Regions from separate parts of the Homo sapiens genome. Here region 1 is linked to region 2. Evidence: chromatin contacts called from ENCODE Hi-C or POLR2A ChIA-PET data. All regions are on one chromosome and are shown on one strand. Each heading gives the region's core, a stretch centred on a gene start or an enhancer-like site at or near the end of the contact. The rest is flanking DNA. Distances are from core to core; before and after follow the strand shown.

The links. Hi-C counts contacts between places; a loop is a spot of excess contacts on that map. ChIA-PET counts read pairs that join two places held with the same protein, here RNA polymerase II (POLR2A). Pooled maps may share reads with other maps.
Region 1: a map of CD8-positive, alpha-beta T cell shows a loop between it and region 2 (3-fold over the local background). The contact joins two enhancer-like sites. A Hi-C loop is called at or near these places in 8 of 168 maps with a recorded cell type or tissue (CD4-positive, alpha-beta T cell, CD4-positive, alpha-beta memory T cell, CD8-positive, alpha-beta T cell and 2 more) and 11 of 50 pooled maps. POLR2A ChIA-PET finds 5 or more read pairs at or near these places in 11 of 52 experiments (CD4-positive, alpha-beta T cell, CD8-positive, alpha-beta T cell, CD8-positive, alpha-beta memory T cell and 7 more).

Annotation. Positions count from the first base shown.
Region 1 is chr12:68,583,771-68,590,077 of GRCh38, reverse strand. No RefSeq gene overlaps it. Among named protein-coding and RNA genes, the nearest start is that of RAP1B, 24 kb to the left of the region's middle. RefSeq lists an enhancer at 2,171-2,220. Within about 2 kb of position 2,562, at least 3 of the 41 ENCODE cell types and tissues checked have a DNase peak (open chromatin) inside an H3K27ac peak, as active enhancers do; they include CD8-positive, alpha-beta T cell, where a contact is called at or near this core.
Region 2 is chr12:68,535,509-68,541,248 of GRCh38, reverse strand. No RefSeq gene overlaps it. Among named protein-coding and RNA genes, the nearest start is that of RAP1B, 73 kb to the left of the region's middle. RefSeq lists an enhancer at 1,680-2,642. Within about 2 kb of position 2,273, at least 18 of the 41 ENCODE cell types and tissues checked have a DNase peak (open chromatin) inside an H3K27ac peak, as active enhancers do; they include CD8-positive, alpha-beta T cell, where a contact is called at or near this core.

The DNA of each region.
Region 1 (6,307 bases), core at 1,313-3,812, 49 kb before region 2:
CACCATGTGGAATCCACCAAGACTTACGGCTTGCACCCTCTGAAGCAGCAGTGTGAGCTTAACCTGGTTCCCTGTTAGCCACTGTGGGAGCCGGAGCAGCCAGGATGCAGGAAGCAGTGTCCCGAGGCTGTGAGGCTGCTCAGGGCAGCAGGGCACTGGACCTGGCCCATGGAAACCATTCTTCCTTCCTAGGCCTCTGGGACTGTGATGGGAGGGGCTACAGTGAAGGTCTCTCTCGCTCTGTTACCCAGGCTGGAGTGCAGTGGCACAATCCCAGCTCACTGCAACCTCCGTCTCCCAGGTTCAAGCAATTCTCTTGCCTCAGCCTCCTAAGTAGCTTGGGACTACAGGCATGTGCCACCACACCCAGCTAATTTTTTGTATTTTTAGTAGAGACGGGGTTTCACCATGCTGGCCAGACCGGTCTCAAACTCCTGACCATGTGATCTGCCCACCTCAGCCTCCCAAAGTGCTGGGATTACAGGTGTGAGTCACTGTGCCCGGCCTTGGCTTCTTTTTACTTATGTAAATTTCTGCAGCTGGCTTGAATTCTTCCCCTGAAAATGGGCTTTTCTTTTCTACCACATGGCTCAGAGGCAAATTTTTCAAACTTTTATGCTCTGCCTTGCTTTGAAATGTAACTTTGAGTTTATGTCATTTCTTTGCTTATGCACATGAGCATAGGTTGTTAGAAGCAGCCAGGCCATATCTTGAACACTTTGCTTCTTAGGAATTTCTTCTGTCTGATACTCTAAGTCATCACTCTCAAGTTCAATGTTCCACAGATCCCTAGACGGGGGCACAATCCAACCAAGCTCTTTGCCACGGTGTAACAAAAGTGACCTTTGCCCCAGTTCCCAATAAGTTCCTCATCTCCATCTGAGAACTCATGAACTCATCAGCTTGGCCATCTCTGTTCATATCACCATCAGCATTTTGGTCACAATCATTCAACAAGTCTCTAGTAAGTTCCAAACTTTCCCTCACCTCCCTGTCTTCTTCTGAGCCCTCCACACTCTTCCAACCTCTTCCCATTACCCAGTCCCAAAGCCATTTCCACATTTTTAGTTATCTTTATAGCAATGCCCTACTCCTCAGTACCACTTTTCTGTATTAGTCCATTCTCACATTGCTATAAGGAAATCCTTGAGCTGGGCCAGGCATGGTGGCTCACGCCTGTAATCCCAGCACTTTGGGAGGCTGAGGCGGGTGGATCATGAGGTCAAGAGATCGAGACCATCCTGGTCAACATGGTGAAACCCCATCTTTACTAAAAATACAAAAATTAGCTGGACATGGTGGCATGCACCTGTAGTCCTAACTACCTGGGAGGCTGAGGCAGGAGAATCACTTGAACCCGGGAGGTGGAGGCTCCAGTGAGTTGAGATGGCACCACTGCACTCCAGCCTGGTAACAAAGTGAGGCTTTAAAAAAAAAATACTTGAGCTGGGCACAGTGGCTCATGCCTGTAATCCCAGCACTTTGAGAGGCTAAGGTGGGTGGATCACCTGAGGTCAAGAGTTCAAGACCAGCCTGGCCAACATGGCAAAACCCCGTCTCTACTAAAAATACAAAAATTAGCTGGGCATGATGGTGCATGCCTGTAATCCTAGCTACTTGGGAGGTTGAGGTAGGAGAATCACTTGAACCTGGGAGGCAGATGTTGGAGTGAGCCATGATCACACCATTGCACTCCAGCCTGGATGACAAGAGTGAAACTATGCCTAAAAAAAAAAGAAAAAAAAAAAAAGCCGGGTGTGGTGGCTCACGCCTGTAATCCCAGCACTTTGGGAGGCCAAGGTGGGTGGATCACCTGAGGTCAGGACTTCAAGACTAGCCTGGCCAACATGGTAAAACCCCATCTCTACTAAAAATACAAAAATTAGCTGGGTGTGGTGGCAGGCACCTGTAATCCTAGCTACTTGGGAGACTGAGGCAGGAGAATCACTTGAACCTGGGAGGGGTAGGTTGCAGTGAGCTGAGATTGCGCCACTGCATTCCAGCCTGGGGGACAAGAGTGAGACTCCGTCTCAAAAAAAAAAAAAAAAAAGAAAAAAAAAAGAAATACCTGAGACTGGTTAATTTGTAATGAAAAGAGGTTTAATTGGCTCATGGTCCCACAGGCTATACAGGAAGCAATGAAGCATCTCCTTCTGGGGAGGCCTCAAGAAACTTACAATCATGGTGCCAGAGGGCAAAGTGGGAGCAGGCATCTTACATGGCAGGTGCAGGACCAAGAGCGAGAGAGGGGAGGTGCCACACACTTTTAAACAGCCAGATCTCACGAGAACTCTATCATGAGAACAGCACCAAAGGGATGGTGCTAACCATTCAAGAAGGACCATCTCAGTGATCCAATCACCTCCCACCAGGCTCCATCTCCAACACTGGGGATTAAAATTTGACATGAAATGTGGGCAGGGACACAGATCCAAACTATAGCACATGGTGACTGTGGTAGCTCTGACAGTGGAGGCAGGGAGCTCCCCTGTGCTGGTAATGTGGTTTTAATACACTGACAGTGGTTACTTAGTCAAGCTCTAGAGAACAGTCTTGGAAGCAGCTTCCTCTTTAACGACAAGGACAAAATTCTCAGCAGTGGCCACAAGAACATTGGCAATAGTAGCTGTTCTGCCATTTTCAGTGGTCTCTCCAGCACCACTGCAAACTAAATAGAAAACAAATGCAAATTTTATGTCTTTTTATGAAAATGTAGCTCCTGGTCTTGCTTGGAAACACATCAGTTCTGTAAAATAGAGCACTTTTTTATACCCTAATTTTCTCAAGAAATGATGTCATTTGTTTCTCAAATATTTAATATTTCTGTAACTACATGGTAAATCAAGATTGCTTTTCAATTCTTTGTGGTTTTTTTTTTGTTTGTTTGTTTTTTTTTTTTTTTTTTTTTTTTTTTTTTGAGACGGAGTCTCACTGTTTCCCAGGCTGGAGTGCAGTGGTGTGATCTCGGCTCACTGCAAGCTCCGCCTTCTGGTTCACGCCATTCTCCTGCCTCATCCTCCCGAGTAGCTGGGACTACAGGCGCCCCCCACCACGCCCAGCTAATTTTTTGTATTTTTTAGTAGAGACGGGGTTTCACCGTGTTAGCCAGGATGGTCTCAATCTCCTGACCTTGTGATCCACCCGCCTCCGCCTCCCAAAGTGCTGGGATTACAGGCATGAGCCACTGCACCCAGCTGCTTTTCAATTCTTCTGGTATTTTCAGCTTGGTGGTATGTAGTAGCTAGGTGATGACATTAGATAACATTGTTTTTAGAAAGGGAAATTTAAAATAATGTGTCTAGTTGGGACTCTACAGAGAAAAGAAGACAGTAAGTAATTAGCCAATTTATAACTAGGAACAAAAGATATAGCTCCAACCTTTACTTTTGAACAAAACAATGAAATAATATAAAAATAGAACAGTACTTTTTAGGTAATATAAGTGAGTTGAAACCTCGGCCAGGCATGGTGGCTCACTCCTGTAATCCCAGCACTTTGGGAGGCCGAGGTGGGTGGATCACCTGAGGTCAGGAGTTCGAGACCAGCCTGACCAACATGATGCAACCCCATCTCTACTGAAAATAAAAAAAAATTAGCTTGGCGTGGTGGTGCATGCCTGTAATCCCAGCTACTCAGGAGGCTGAGGCAGGAGAATCGTTTGAACCCGGGAGGCAGAGGTTGCAGTGAGCCAAGACCTCACCATTGCACTCTAGCCTGGGCAATAAGAGCAAAAGACTCCATCTCAAAAAACAGCAACAATGAAAAACCCTCATAAGAACATTGTATACGCTGTATAGCGTTTTTGGCCTTAACTATCTCTGCACATGGTAGAGTTTAAAGCTTCTTAAATTACACAATTTGCAGAATGCCACATAGTCTGACTTCCTTTACTGCATCGGTCATAGGGGACTGCTATGGTAGATCCTTTTCTTCTGCCTGTCTGGGAGATTCCTACCATTGCAAGCACTTCCTATGAGGTCAGAAATGACAAATGTATAGCAGACATGTCTATGCCCAGAGGACCACCACTCATCCATTCCAGCACTCTTTTTTTTTTCTTTTGAGACAGAGTTTCGCTCTTGTCATCCATGCTGGAGTACAGTGGCGTGACCTCTGCTCACTGCAACCTCCGCCTCCCAGGTTTAAGCAATTCTCCTGCCTCAGCCTCCCAAGTAGCTGGGATTACAGGCACCTGCCACCATGCCAGCTAATTTTTGTATTTTTAGTAAGGATGGGATTTCACCATGTTGGCCAGGCTGGTCTGGAACTCCTGACGTCAGGTGATCCAGCCGCCTCAGCCACCCAAAGTGCTGGGATTACAGGCATGGGCCACGGCTCCTGGCCCCAGCAATCTTTACCACTGAGCCCATGCATGGCCTCAGAATCCTTATCAGCTCACCATTCTAGGGCCCACTACCAATCGGTTGGAATTAACAGGAGATGAACTGTATTTGGTATTTTTGGATTAGGGAATTAAAACAGGGGCATTAGCTCTAAAGCCTATAGGGAAGTGAGGCTGTAATCCCAGCACTTAGGGAGGCTAAGGTGGGAGGATTGCTAGAGCCTGGGAGTTCAAAACCAGCCTGGGCAAGAGAGAGAACCCATTTCTACAAAAAATAAAAATTTAGCCAGGCATGTTGATGTGTCCTTGTAGTCCCAGCCAGTTGGAAGGCTGAGGCCATAGGATCACTTGAGCCCAAGAGGTTGAGGCTGCAGTGAGCTGTGATTGTGCCACTGCACTCCAGCCTGGGTGGCAAAGAAAGACCCTGTCTCAAATGAATAAATAAATAAAGTGAAATGAATGTATGTTACCTAGCAAAGAAGAAATTGACTTGCCAAGAATAAGACCTTTTTTGTTTTAATTTTTAATATCAGCTTAATATCTGGGCCTGAAGAATCAGGAGAGAGAGTTTGAGCATGAGGAAGCTAAGAATGGTAATGACCAGGTCTGCAGTTTGAGGAGCAGGACCAGGGAGGCAGCACAGAGAAGAGTAGATGAGAGAAAAAGCCAAATTTGGCTTGTTTTGCAATTCCCTGGGATCATGTTACTCCAGCTTGGTCTCTTTCCTAGTGCGGGCTACTAACAGTGACTCACCTGCCAGTTCCTGCATTACCTGGACTTTTTGGAAGTCTTCCACCAAATACTGGTTAGAGCAGCCCAGCCCCATCCACCTTGTGACAACTGACATCATGCTCGAAGCAAATCTGAGTAAATAGTAAATCCCTGTGCTGATCATTTCTAGTGAAAACGGAAAAAAAGCTTTTCTTTTCTTTCTTTTTTTTTTTTTTTGAGACGGAGGCTCGCTCTTTTGCCCAGGCTGGAGTGCAGTGGAGCGATCTTGGCTCACTGCAAGCTCCGCCTCCCGGGTTCACGCCATTCTCCTGCCTCAGCCTCCCGAGTAGGTGGGACTACAGGCGCCCGCACGGAGCCTGGCTAATTTTTTGTATTTTTTGTATTTTTTTTTTTTTTTTTTTTTTTAGTAGAGACGGGGTTTCACCGTGTTAGCCAGGATGGTCGCGATCTCCTGACCTCGTGATCCCCCCGCCTCGGCCTCCCAAAGTGCTGGGATTACAGGTGTGAGCCACCGCTCCTGGCAAGGAAATAAAGCTCTTAGTGACCTCGGAGACTATGAGATTTGTGGCTTTACAATGAATGGCCTGAGGTCACATGTGTAGCCAGCCAAATCTAGGAACTTCCACTTAAGGTTATCTGATAAAGTCACTTAATGGTGGGGATAATTTTATTGGCCCATTTAATGAAATGACAAAGACCATAATACAGCATTGCAAATTGCCACTTTCTCCTTTACTACCTGTGTGACCTTGGACAAGTCTTGCTATTTTTCTATTTCCTTATCTGTAAGGTAGTGTAATTCCTTTTTTTTTTTAAAAAAAGAAAAATGACAGCAAAATTTATTGAATGTATACTGTGCGGAAGACATTGAAGGTTGGTCCTGGGGAGTAATCAAGGATGGAATAAGGATAGACAGCACCTTGGAGGACCTTATCACACAGAATAGAGACAAGGAGAACAATAAGAACAACACAAAAGGGCTGGGCGTGGTGGCTCACGTCTGTAATCTCAGCACTTTGGGAGGCTGAGGTAGGTGGGTCACCCACCTCACCCACCTTTTTGTTTATGTTAATGGAAAAATAAAAGGCTTCCATATACTTTACTCTCTTGTGCATTATTTATGGAAGAAAAAAACACAGTGAGCAGGTAAATAGTTTGAAATTGATATATATAAGGATGTAGTATATGCTTTAGTATTGTTAACAGCTCAACCACAACACATTACCAATGGGA
Region 2 (5,740 bases), core at 1,024-3,523:
GCCTGACCCATGCTTCCTTGAGGCAAAACACCAAGTTCACACCACACGCACACCACAAAACAAAGAATGGGTAAAAAGGGTACACACACACTTTTACAGTTTACACCAAACCAGAATCAAAACCAAAATCAGAGTATCAAGCAATCCAAGCCAGGTCAAAACCAAAACCAAAGTATCAAGCAATCCAAGTCAAGTCAAAAACAAAAACCAAAGTGCTGGTACAGGCATGCCGTGGGTTATCAGGCCACGCTTCCACTCCAAAGGAGTGTGCAAGTTCCAAAGACTAGTCTTACCAAGTTTCAGATGTCCGGACACCAAGTGCCAGTTCCTTCCTGGTGTTCAGCCACTGTGTTGATCCTCTGCAGGGGCCTGCCATGCACCACTCTGACTAGGTGTTCCACTGGGGCAATTGCCTACCTGGGAGCGCTCTCAGGATCCACGTCACTCAAGCTGGCTGGGGTCCCCTGCAGGGATGCTCCACAGGGCAGGCCTAAGCCGCCTAAGGGGTTGCCTTGACCTTCTGTTAATCACCTCGCTTCCCAGTCAGGGAACCAAGAAATGTAGCAGGACGAGCCACAGACAAAACCCCTCAGTCACCGAGTTAAAGAAGGAAGGGCTTTATTTGGCCAGGAGCATCGGCAAGACTCACATCTCAAAAACAGAGCTCCCCGAGTGAGCAATTCCTGTCCCTTTTAAGGACTCACAACTCTAAGGGGGTCTGCATGAGAGGGTTGTGATTGATTGAGCAAGCAGGGGGTATGTGACTGGGGGCTGCATGCACCGGTAATTAGAACGGAACATAACAGGACAGGGATTTTCACAGTGCTTTTCTACACAATGTCTGTAATCTATAGATAACATAACCGATTAGGTCAGGGGTCAATCTTTAACTACCAGGCCCAGGGTGTGGCGCAGGGCTGTCTGACTGTGGATTTCATTTCTGCCTTTTAGTTTTTACTTCTTCTTTCTTTGGAGGCAGAAATTGGGCATAAGAAAATATGAGGGGTGGTCTCCTCCCTTAGTAGAAAGGCCTCATAAACTGGGCATTTGCTAAGGAGAACTGCTTTAAAAAGGGTACGGTCATTCAATGCCTGCCTGGGACAAATGGCCCTTTGGTACTGGCTGTAGAAATCATCTAGATGGTGCAGACTGTGCTCTGGAAGAGCATTTTATTGCAGGGACACTGCAAGAATTGACTGTCTTATTAAGAAGCACTGTTATAATAAAATGTGATTTAATTACCAAGCAGGGGTCAAGAAAGGATTGGGGGAGGGATTTAATCATGAAAATACTGGCCCAGATAAATTAATTCTAAGGGTGTTTGTAATAATTAGGCACATATATTTGAATAATAATCACACCCCCAAATTATGTGAAAAGTATACCCCTTTCAATTGCATAAAGTAGTTTACGTGCCCATTATCAACTGAGCCAAGGAATGTGTAATGATATGAAACCTAAGATCTTCATGAAATACTTCCATAAAAAATAACAGACAGCTTTCCCTTTACTTATATTTACTTGCCAATTTCAAAGGAATCAAATTCCATTAAATTATATAAATAAACTGTCCTGAAGGCACTTGCTTCTACTGTTTCAGGAAGCTACCCTATATTTAGAAAATTTCTGTGGCTCCCGATAAATGTATTTCCTTTAGAAAAGCAATTCTCATAACTTAAGTGGATAGAGTAGTCACTGTTTTTAATGAAACTAAGGAATTTGTGATGTCATCTTGTGTGTGCCAGTCCTTCAATTAAGAGGGGAGGACCCGAAAATGCAAAACCCTATGGTTATACCATGCACTTTAAAAGAAATGTATCAAAAGCTCATTATGCATGGTCACAGTTTGCAGCAAAATACAATCCTTTAGAAAGTGAAAGGGACTGCTCTTTTATGTAACTTGGCTCTGGAAGCCTGCGGTGACAAACCACACACATCAACAGCCCCCACTTTGAGCAAACGTGGAAAACCACTTGTTAGCTCCGCCCCTCTAAGTACTCCTCCCTGCGGCTCCATTTTGTTTTTAAACTATTTTATTTTTGGTAAAAGTTAAGTTTACTAAGCTCTAAAATACATGAAATCTCCTGCTGTCTATTCTAACACTGGAAGCTGCTCCAGGATAAAAATTGGTGCATCCCATGTAATAAGGAGGAGGAATGTTATTTTATTAACAGTTGGCACCAGAATTCCTTCAGAAAGGGAAATGTAATTACTCTGAAAAATACCCTGATAAGAGCTTCTAAAGTAGAAGAGATCCCAGGAGGGGCCAGGGTGTGGGCGGAATGTTTCTGAGACAAAGGGAGCAATTTGGCTGTAACTTGCAAGGGCGTCCAGAGGGCCTGGGAGGGGAGGAGCATTGGAGCCAATCAGAGAACATCTTCTCAACGTGACTCTTCCTCTCCATCCTCCCGCACAAGCCTTTGCTAAAATGACTGAGCTGGCTAAGTACTTGATGCAACTAATTTTTTATTTTACTTTATTTTATTTTTTGGTAGAAGCGTGGGTAAGGGTTGGGCTTGTGTCTAGATCAATTGAGTATATCAAGGTTAACATGTATGGACCTAAGACTGGAGGCAAACAGACTCTAAAAATAAACTTGTAGGATTTTTTTTTTTAGAAATTATGGGGAGGCCTCTAGGTGCTCACGGGGACATGTTTTTTGATGTAGTCTTTGGAAGCTCTTTTCTGATTGCCTCTATTTATTTTCTCAGCAAAACAATAAGACTCTCAGCAGCTAGAAGAATAACAAATATGTTGGAAGTTTGAAGAGCAAGAATAAAGTATGAAATAGATATTTTACCAAAAATGCCTTTTACCAAAAGACTTTTGCCAAAAATAAAATAGTTTAGATTTTATTGATATCTTTTAATGAAATCTTTGTGGGAGCTAGAGGGCCTCTGATGGAATCTTGGGTAAACCAGCTAGTTTATGGGCAGAATCACTGCTGTCATGGGTGGGAAGCTACTGTGGATAGTCTTAAGCTGCTTCATGGATGGTTACTTGGAAACAGGACTCTATAAATACAAGATATCATGGTTGCTTTTCCAGTCATTGAACTGGCCAGACTTCAACATAATGTTTTTTAAATTATTAATTTATTATTATTATTCTTTAGAGACAGGGTCTTGCTGTGTTGCCCAGGCTGAAGTGGAGTGGTACGATCATAGCTCAGTGTAATTTCAACCTCAAGGGCTTAAGTGATCCTCCTGCTTCAGCCTCTGAAGTAGCTGGGACCACAGGGTCCACCACCATGTCTGGCTAATGTGAATTTAAGAGGCTAATTGACGGAAAAAAATGATTCTTTAGTAGACTAACAAAGAATTTTGAGATCCTAACCTTACATTTCAACACTAGTTTTTCAAAATTAATTCAAAGTCCCTGAGAATGAAGGATAAATTAAGGGTCAAAATGGTATCTAATATTCCCCAAATGATTCTTCATTAGCCAAGGTTGCTAGAGTGCAAATGAAGGTGAGTCAGCATATTGAACACTTTGCACACGATCATCATATCTATTCTAGGATCAAACCTAGAGGACCACAGTTGAAGCCAATGGACAAAGGGTAGAAATATATTTGATCATGGTTTACAGTGTGTCTTAGGGGTTTCTGGGTACAAAAATAATGGGATATCACCCAAGGCAGGGGTCCACAAACCCCAGGGCATGGTCTGTGGCCTCCTAGGAACTGGGCCGCACAGCAGGAGGTGAGCGGAGAGTGAGGGAGCGTTACTGCCTGAGCTCCGCCTCCTGTCAGATCAGCAGCGGCATTAGATTCTCATAGGAGCCTGAACCCTATTGTGAACTGCGCATGTGAGGGATCTAGATTTCACACTCCTTTTGAGAATCTAACGAATGCCTGATGATCGGAGGTGGAGCAGTTTCATCCCAAAACCATCTCCATCCCCCACTGTCTGTGGAAAAATTGTCTTCCACGAAACCGGGCTCTGGTGCCAAAAAGGCTGGGGACCACTGACCTAAGGAAATGATTCAATATATGTTAGATATTTCCTCCAACTGGAATTTTCTGACCCAAAGTTTCAGATTGCATCTCCCCCTCAAGAGATACTGTCCTTGATCACGCCTTATAAAGTTTTCCCCTGCATGTCACCCTTTGGATTTCTTTCACAACACTTATTATCATCTGAAGTGATCTTGAATATTTTTATTTTTTACTTGTTTGTGGTCTGCCTGCCAACCATTGTGATATGAAGACCAAGAAAACAGGAACCCAGTGTGCCTTATTCATCTCTGTTTCTCAAGCTGTAGGATGCCTGGCACATAATCAGAGCACAATAAGTATTTATTGAATCATTGAATGCATTTCATTCAGCATCTAAGCTGCAGAGATTATCAAAATCCTCATAGGCCACTACAAATATAATGTAGTTACTTTTATAAAGGAAACACGTACTGAGGGATTCTAAGGCTGGTGTTTTGAACTAATTCCTTTTTATTATCAGCCTAATCTTGGATCATGTAAATGATGATCACATTATACCTGTCAGAATACTTTGCAAGAAAAAAATTCACTATTATAGTCTCTCTACACCAAAGTGAATCTAGAGATTCAATTAAACGATAGAATAGTAGAGTTCAGTTTTGATATGGAGAAATGTTTTGATGTTGTATTTTAGTTTGGGTTAATAGCATTATTAGGTTGCATGCTAGGGTAATTAAAAGCATGAGTTCACTTTTGTTTTTAAGAGATGAAGTCTTGCTATGTTGCCCAGGCTGAAGTGCAGTGGCTATTCACAGGCAAAATTATAGTGCACTGCAGCCTCAAACTCCTAGGCTGAAGTGATCTTCCTGTCTCAGCCTTCTAAGTAGCTGGGACTACAGGCTTATGCCACCACACCCAGTTCAACACATTTTTTTTTTTTTTTAATTTAAGAAAAAAATTATGTGGCGGAAGCTAGATAGTAATACCTGTTTACAAGATTTGACAAGATTTAATACTACTTTTGTTTTAAAATTTATTTATTTATTTTTTGTGACGGAGTCTCACTCTGTCACCCAGGCTGGAGTGCAGTGGTGCAATCTCAGCTCACTGCACCCTCCACTTCCTGGGTTCAAGGGATTCTCCTGCCTCAGCCTCCTGAGTAGCTGGAATTACAGGCATGTGCCACCACGCCTGGGCTAATTTTTGTATTTTTAGTAGAGGCGGGGTTTCACCATGTTGGCCAGGCTGGTCTTGAACCCCTGACCTCAAGTGATCTGCCCTCCTTGGCCTCCCAAAGTGCTAGGATTACAGGCGTGAGCCACTGTGCCTGGCCTTAAAATTTATTTGAAAGCATAATTATGAATGGGGAATATATTAATAAATGTGTTCAGGCCGGGTACAGTGGCTCATGCCTGTAACCCCAGCACTTTGGGAGGCTGAGGTGGGAGGATTACCTGAGGTCAGGAGTTCGAGACCAGCCTGGCCAACAGGGTGAAACCCCGTGTCTACTAAAAATACAAAAATTAGCTGGGCAAGGTGTTGTGCGTGTAATCCCAGCTACCTGGGGAAGCTGAGGCAGGAGAATCGCTGGAACCTGGGAGGCAGAGGCTGCAGTGAGCCGAGATCGTGCTGTTGCACTCCAGCCTGGGCGACACGCAAGACTCCCTCTCAAAAAACAAACACACACAAAAATGGTGTTCAAAATGAGAACAAATAACACAAATTTCTTTAGCATCGTATTATGGATAGTTAGGAGAAGTTATTTCAGAACTAATTTAAATGCATTGTTTTGGGAGAATG